Linked DNA regions of Homo sapiens: all the other regions are linked to region 1. A link is a loop called in an ENCODE intact Hi-C map of the cell type or tissue named here. Cell type or tissue: PC-9. All regions are shown on one strand. Region 1 overlaps BCAP31 (B cell receptor associated protein 31). Region 2 has its middle 11 kb from the start of CCNQ. Region 3 overlaps ATP2B3 (ATPase plasma membrane Ca2+ transporting 3).

The links. Hi-C counts contacts between places; a loop is a spot of excess contacts. Peaks named below come from ENCODE experiments on the same cell type or tissue, not always from the same donor. Only the 100,000 strongest peaks of a DNase experiment are listed, where the experiment ranks them.
Region 2: a loop joins it to region 1, with 3 times the contacts of the local background. A loop is called at or near these places in 8 of 110 quality-filtered maps.
Region 3: it touches region 1 in a loop (7-fold over the local background); 6 of 110 quality-filtered maps call a loop at or near these places.

Annotation. Positions count from the first base shown.
Region 1 is chrX:153,707,110-153,709,609 of GRCh38, reverse strand. All of the region lies in intron 4 of BCAP31 (B cell receptor associated protein 31), which reads left to right. Among named protein-coding and RNA genes, the nearest start is that of BCAP31, 16 kb to the left of the region's middle. RefSeq lists enhancers at 902-1,196, 2,184-2,500. In PC-9, a CTCF peak has its summit at 1,105; a DNase peak (open chromatin) is centred at 959; H3K27ac peaks cover 898 bases.
Region 2 is chrX:153,608,766-153,611,265 of GRCh38, reverse strand. No RefSeq gene overlaps it. Among named protein-coding and RNA genes, the nearest start is that of CCNQ, 11 kb to the right of the region's middle. RefSeq lists a silencer at 1,178-1,287. In PC-9, a CTCF peak has its summit at 1,253 (motif pointing left); no DNase peak of the experiment used is centred here; H3K27me3 peaks cover 981 bases.
Region 3 is chrX:153,553,611-153,556,110 of GRCh38, reverse strand. It overlaps ATP2B3 (ATPase plasma membrane Ca2+ transporting 3), which reads right to left. Exons shown (of 22, transcript NM_001001344.3): 14 at 1-62. Among named protein-coding and RNA genes, the nearest start is that of ATP2B3, 37 kb to the right of the region's middle. In PC-9, CTCF peaks have their summits at 920 and 1,123 (motif pointing left); no DNase peak of the experiment used is centred here; H3K27me3 peaks cover 2,060 bases.

The sequences.
Region 1 (2,500 bases):
GTGGAAGACTCCGGCAGTCGCTCCTGTTCCCTTCCTGCCAACCTTGCACTTCGGGGGCACAGCTAGCGAGAGGCCCTCTTGAGTCTTGGAGTGTGTTGGGGACGGCAGCTCCCTCTGGGCTGGGGTTTGTGTGTTCAGAGGACCTGCACTGCCTTCTCTGCCTTACTCAGCTTAAATGACGGTCAAGGTTAGGCCCAAAGTGCTGGTTAGCAGCCAGTCGCAGGAAGGCCCCTGTTTGTGTGGAAGCCCCCTGAATTTTTGCTGACCTGAACTTGATCCACAGGCATCTTTTGTTTCCTCTTTACCCCTCCAGGGTAGAATCCCATCGCTGCCATTAGCCCAGATGGAGCTGCCCGTGCTTCTCTGCTGAGCTGCTTTTTCTTCTTTTTTAGGTTGAGTCATCTAATCACAGACTACCTTTGCCTAAGTTGTCTTACCTCAGTCGGTTGCTCTCTACCCTCCAGCTTACCCCAAACCCCTCAGATAGCTGGTTTTAAAAAAGATACACAGCAAAACCCCAGAAACCCAGCTGGTCTGTGTCACTTGTTCTCAAGAAGAAGGGAGGACAGGCCAGACCCACACCTGCCCCTTTGCCCTGCGCTTAGTGCACTGTCCTCAGGATGGGTGAGCTCCATCTGGGTCGTGGGCTGGAGCTGCCACAAGTCATGTTCTCATTTGAAACGGCCTCCATTTCCCCCAGCTCTAGCCCTCCTCTTCCCGTCTTCTCCAGCGTCTGTGTGCTGGGAGGCTACAGGGAAGGCCACGCAGCTGTACCAAAATGGACTTGGGGCAGCCCTTTGGGGCAGCCTTCTCGGGTCTGCTCTAGGTGACTCTCCCAGTTGTAACCTGTTTTCCTGATTCCAGACTGGTGGGTAAGAGTCGCTGAGGGCAGTGGAAGCCCTGGTGTTAGTCATTCTTCTTCACTGAAGCCTTCCTGAGGCGTCACCTGACTTGCTTCCTTGCCTGGGCGCTGCCTCATTTTTTTTCTTCCACAGCTGGGGCGTGTTCACCCAGAGTCCACTGGCCACCCTGCGGTAGGCCTGGAAAGTCAGCAGGTGGCGCTGGGACACCGGCTTTCTGCCGGCTGGGGGCTGAGGAGTGAGCTTATGTGAACACCATGTGTATGCAGGGGCTGGGGGTTGAATGACTTGACTCGCCTGAAACCCGTCAGCAGGGCGGGCCGGGGGTGGCCACAGCATGGAATCTTTTGGTCGGGACTTGCTCCTTCTCCATTTCCTATTAAGCCCGTGTCCTCTTCCCCTTGCTCATGGGGGAAGACAGGGCTGCTGAAAAGTGCTTATGAGCCATGGCTCTCTCCATTTGATATGGTTGGCCCTGTTTCTCTAGTCTGTGGAGAGGTTCTGTTTCTCCTGCCTTCTCTGGTTTACTCAACCTTTTATAAAAGCACGATAGCCCTGCTCAGTGTCCAACAACATTCTATCAAGAAAGCCCAGTCAGATTGAGGCATTGGGGCTGCCATGTGTCTTCCAAGGCCACATCTGGATTCTGTTAAGTTTCGTTCACTGGCCTTTTTTTGGACCCCAGGCCATTCTATTGGTGACCACCCTGTATCTGTAGGAGTTGCCTTTGGCTCTTAGGTTCTTTCCTGTTTTCTGGAAATGAATAGCTAAGAACAGTGATTCGGGTAAGACTACTTGGGAGATCCAGCAGAGGCAGAAGCTAAAGGCCATGTTCGTGCCCTGTCCTGGGGGCCTGGGAAGCTACAAGGGAACAGACAAGCGCACGTTAACGTGCCTGAGTGACCCAGTGTGAGGGAGCGGGAAAATGTTCTAGAAGGCTGGCTCCCAGGCTGAAAAATGCCAGTGATCAGAGAGGACCTGGTCTGCATTGCTTGGGCCCTGGGTGGGGGTTGAGGGTGTGAGGATGCAGAGGCTGGAGCTCTGGGTTGTGCCTTCAGGTCGCGGCAGTGAATGTTTTTTCCCCCTGCAGCCATGAGCCTGGCTTGCCCATCAGAACGGGTCTGAGACGGCGCCTTCCCACTCCTGTCTTCTGTCTCCTCTGTTGCTAGACTGAGCAGCTCTGTGTCTGCCTCTGCCCCTCTTGGTGCCAGGCTCCCAGGTGAACACAGGTGCAGTCTAGGCCCAGGGAGATTCTGTCCAGCCTTACGTGCAGCCTCAAATCTGTCCCCTCACCTGTCAGGGAGCATTTCCTCTCCTGGGAGTGGGATCCAGTCATCTGGAAGCCCAGCCCCGCGCCCTCCCCCCCTTTTTTTTTTTAGCTATACTTGCTGGAGTGGGCGGAAGACCCCTTTTCAGTGTGCCAGGTATGGGAGTGCAGAGATGAAGGCACAGTGCCCAGCCTAAAGACCTTCATAGCCTGGTAGGGCAGCCATATAAACGGATGGCAGCCACGCAGAGAACAGAGAATGAGGTAGTTACATGCGGGTGCCTGGGGGGCTGCTGCAGGAGCCCCCAGAAGGCGTCCCTCTGATGGGGTGGGAGATCCAAAAGGGTTTCTGGGGGGAGGTGAGGATTGAGCT
Region 2 (2,500 bases), 98 kb after region 1:
AGGTGTCAGAACACAGTGACTGGCGTAAACAAGCCCTGTCATGAGTTCCACCAACAGGAATGGTCTGGAATGGCCGGCACAGCCCCAGGAAGTGCTGGAGGGGCTGCAGACCCAGGTGTGATCACCCCGCTAGGCTGTGTTGCCCAAGCTGGGGCCAGGCCTCCAGGGCGCCTCCTCACCCTGTCCCCTCCAGATGGGGCAGAGCAGGGAGCAGCCGAGCAAGGACATGCGTTTGAGGACAAGTGGGCAGTACAGACATTTCCCACTCACTGAGGCTAGGAGGCTGGGCTGGGAGCGCCCCGGGGTGAACAGAAAGCACTGGGCTGTGAGGGAGTCCTTGAGCAGACTGGGTCCAACAGGAAGGCTGCAGCGGTGGAACCCCGAGCTCAGCCCTGCTAGTGATTTTCTAGGCTCTGTTGTGCTGTGCCAGCTCCGGACCTGTCAGGAAGCCACCCTTTGCTCTTTCTCTGGCCAGAAGAGAAGAAGGCTCTCCAGTCCTGATGGCCTAGGTCCAGCGCCCAGGCCAAGGGCGCCCCCACAGACAGGTGCTGACTCTAGCATTTGTCCATCTGGCCCGCGTAGCCGCCCTCCGGTGTCTTTAGATCCGTGGCCTTTTCTCCGTGGTGGGCGGGTCTCCAGGGCAGTCTGTCCCCTTCCTCGCGTGGCGGCCTGCTGCACACCAGCGGCAGCAGCATCCCGTCGCGGCAAATGGCTGCCGCGCAACAGGCTGCCTGGTGGCTGAGCGGAAACCATGGCAACGGGAAGCAGGGAGGATATTCCCGTCACCCTCTGGAAAGGGCAGCCTATTTCTGGGACCCGAGCCCAGTTCTTCACTAGTTGTGTATTTTGCTGTGAATTTCGATGCTGGAGACACGGCGTGGAGGGTGCGGGGCTGAGGCAGGGAGGGGGAGTGACCGCCCCCCGCCGCAACCCCGGGCCCGGAGGAGACCCAGCTCCGAGCTCAGCCCCGCCGGATCAGACCCCTCTCCAGCCACACCAGGGGAGGGCGGGCGCTTTGGGGGGCACTGGGGCGGGGTCTGCTTCCCAGTCCTCAACAGAGGGGACCTTTTGGAGCGCCTTGGCCGGGGACTGCCTGGGGCTCCCAGCAGCAGGGGGATGGGGTGGGGGTGGCGAGCTTAGTTCGCCGGACTCAGCGTCAAGCGAGCCCCCGCCGTGCGTGCACACGCGCTCGCGCACCTCCCCGCACGCGCACGCTGGAGCGGTGTGGCTTTTGGTGTAGACGGCTCTGCCCCCTAGCGGCAGCTGCGGTCAGCATGCGGGGCTCCTTCCAGGGAGGGCTTCGGAGAGGAAGGAGAAGGGGTCCAGGGAGGGAATCGCAGGCTGGGCTTGGGGCGGAAGATCCCAGGAGGGGCTCGCGGCGGCCCGCTGCCCCGGCAGCTCCTTTTCACCCGCCACCCTCGTCCTGGGTGACCTCAGTCCCTCTTATGCCTGTCCAGACCTTTCCCTTAGGGGACAACCCCCAGGAAGACATAGGCCCCTCAAACTCCACATGTCACAATGGAGCGCTTCTGCTTCCCACACCCGTTCCTCATCTCGGAGACTGGCACCTTCACCCACCTGGTTGGCCCAGACTTGGGAGAGCTCCTTGATATCTCCTCTTCCTCCTCCCCAACATCCACCTCCTCACTGATCCTGGGGATTCTCCATCCCAAATAGCTTTGAAATAATCCACTTCTGGTAGGCAGAATTTCGGCCCCCATGACCTTCATCCCCGTGTCACGCCCGTGAGTATGTTACATTACATGGCCAAAGGGACTTTGCCGATGTGATTTGGGCTACTCATCAGTTGACCTTAACATAGGGAGAGGAGCTCATACAAGCAGAGCTTCACTGGCCAAGGCCAGAAGCCGAAGTCAGAAAGATGCAGAGATGATGGGAAGAGCTCTTGGCATCATTGATGGCGGGAAGGTGAAACTAGGGCCTATAGCTCCAAGGAACTGAATTCTGCCAACACCTGAATGAGCCCAGTCCACCTGACACCTTCTTTTGTTGGTTTGTCTTTATTTTGAGTTGTGATAGATTCACAGGAAGTTCTAAAGACAGTGCAGGGAGGTCCCATGTACCCTTCACCCAGTTTCCCCATTTAAAGTATACATGCCAGGCATGGTGCCTCATGCCTGTAATCCCAGCACTTTGAGAGGCCATGATGGGTGGGTCACTTGAGTCCAGGAGTTCGAGACCTGGCAAACTGCCTTTACAAAAAAAATTTTAAAGTGTACAATGCAATACTTTAAAAAATATTCATAGAGTTATGTCACCATCACCACGATCTCATTCCAGAACGTTTTCATCATCCCCACCAGGAACCCTGTATCAACTAAGCACTAACTCCTCATTCTCCTCTCCCCCTAAGTCCTGGCAACCATTCGTCTTCCTTTCTATGGATTTGCCTGTTCCAATCTGTCATAGAAATGGACTCATATAATTTTGTGGCCTTTTGTATCTGGCTTCTTTGGCTTGGCATAATGTTTCCAAGGTT
Region 3 (2,500 bases), 150 kb after region 1:
TCCCCAGTCACCATGCGGACTGTGATGCCAGCACGCTGGCATTTTCGGATAGCTTCAGGGACCTAGAAGAGACAAGAGAGGTGGGCGGGGCCATCGAGGCAAGACGTATTTTGGGTTGAGGCAGTACCCCTTCCTCCATCAGATCTGCAGGTGGCCCAAGGTCCAGCAGAGGTGAGAGTAAAGCCATCCGATTCACGTGCTCAGAACACTTGTGTTAGCCTACAGTTGGGCAAAAGCATTGAACACAAAGCCTATTGTGGAATACAGTGCTGATTATCTCATGTAACTCATTGAATCCTGCACTGAAAGGGAAAAGCATGGGACTCGAAGTAAAGTTTCTGCTGAATGTGCATCACCTTTGCACCAAGTTACAAAATTGTTAAAAGTTGGGGACCACCTGCATCACATTAGATTCTGGAGAAAGAGAAAGAGGTTCCCCAGTGCTGAGTGGAAAGCGAACAGCCTGCAAGGGGTTGAGAGCGGGAAGCCAGGAGACTGGCCGGGAGGTGGTGGCATTGTCCCAGTGGTGGGGGGACAGGGAAGACAGTTCCCAAATGAAGAGGTATGTGGCTCTTCAGGCTCGGGGACAGAGAGACAGGGTCAGGCAGCTGATGCCACTGAGGTAGACGGGCAGGGGGAGAGGAGAAGAGGAGCCAGGTTCAGAGTTTGGGAACCTGAATGAGGAGGTCAAGCCTAGGCAGTGGGGCTTGTGAGCACCGTCGGGTAAGTGTAGAAGCCTAGGTGTGGCCGAGCCGCCAGGCCTGGGGAGCCTGCGGCGGTGGGGAGTAGACACGCAGGAGTGGGAGCCAGGGGTAGGGCAGCCGGGAGACACCAGGGGAGGACATTGACCTGGGAGTCCCTGAATCCTGGCGCCCCCTGAGGCCATGGGCAGGGGGGCTGTGATCTTTGCCAGGGAGACAGCTGGGGGCCCCACTCTAAGCTGTGACAGGGTGATCCAATGGTTCCTGCAGCATATACCACTAAGTGGCCTCACTGCCAGCCTCGGGGACACTTCGTACTCTCTGAGGATCTTGGGGTGCTGGATAACAAGATCACGAGCCACAAGAAGACAATTCTCCTTTGAGCCAGCGAATGCCTGTCCCTGAAAAGTCTGGAAGCCACCCCTCTGCTGCCACCAAGTGGCCGTGACGAGCCTGAAAACCAGCAGCTGCGAACCCAGGCCTCCTCCCTCCTCAGGCCCAGTGTGTGTAGCCCAGTTCCTTCCCCATGGCCCCAAAGGGCCAGGCCAGGCTGTCCTTCCTCGCCTGCTCAGCCCTGCTCCCTGCCTTCTCCCCAAGGCCCCACAGCACAGCAGCCAGCCAGGTGTCTGGAGAAGTTGCCAGTGCCCCCGGCCGGCCCAGCTCCAGCATCAATACCACCCCAGCCACAGGCTTCCTATGGCTCCCCAGGGCCCAGCCTCACGGGCCCTCCTCTGGCTGCAGCCGTGCCGCATCTCCAAGCACCCTGGCGGTTTCAGTGAGGCCCTTGTGTCCTACTGCCTGTTGCCGGCACCCAGGACTTCGCTGGGCCTTCTGTGCGTCCTCCTCAGCCACCACCAGGCTGGCCAGTCTTTGTGGGGGTCTGCCCAGCCTCCGCAGCCTGGCCCTGTCACTGTGGTCTACCCCTTGGACTCTCTCTCAGCCACTCTTAAGCTGGAAAGGAGCTGTCCCTATTCCCCAGGCCCCTCTGGCAAGATTCCTTCCTCTGCTCTGTGCTTCAGTTGCTCCCTGGTCCAACAGAGGGACTCGATGGCTCCTGTCCCCAAGTGTGGCCTTGCTTCGCCTCACCAGCACCCTCTCCTTCTGCTCTCCCAGGCTCAGTGGGGCCCGGGACTCATGCCGCTGCCCGCCTTTGCGGGGCCCATTTCCCTCGCTGGACTTCTGTCCCCTGTCCTCCGCTACCACCCATTTTCTCCCAGGGCAAGCTCGAGGTGCTCCCTCTCTGGGCGCAGTGACCATGTTCTCCTCGGGGCACGGGGCTGCTCTGTTGACATGAGCCATGGCTGGCGTTTAGACGCACTGTCTTTGAATTGAGTGTTTTTGCTACATGATCCAATACATGAATGCCTGTCTCCCGAAGGAGAGCCCAGAAGCTTCTCCTCCCAGGTTGCACCTGCACCCCCAGGGTGGCTCCTACAAAGACAAGTTGTCAGGGTCACAGTGGCCCTGCTTGTGACACAGGTGGGTGCCATGCAGAGGCCCTGGGGAGACAGAGGGGCACCCCATGCCTTGCATTCTCCCTCCGGGGCCGGCCATCCTCCACACTCTCCAGGGTCTGGGATCTTTCAACAACAAAGTGACTTCCCAGTGTCAAGGCCATGGCATCTGCCACGCGGCCCTCGAGGTCCCCTCATCTGGACTCCCCTGGTGGCATCGTCCATATGGGGATATGCTTCTGGGCTCCCTTTCCCGCCAGGACCTTTGCTGTGAGCTCGCCACAGGACGTCCTGACCGTAGAGTAGCCCCAGCCAAACCCTCAACCAATAAACGCCCACCCTGTG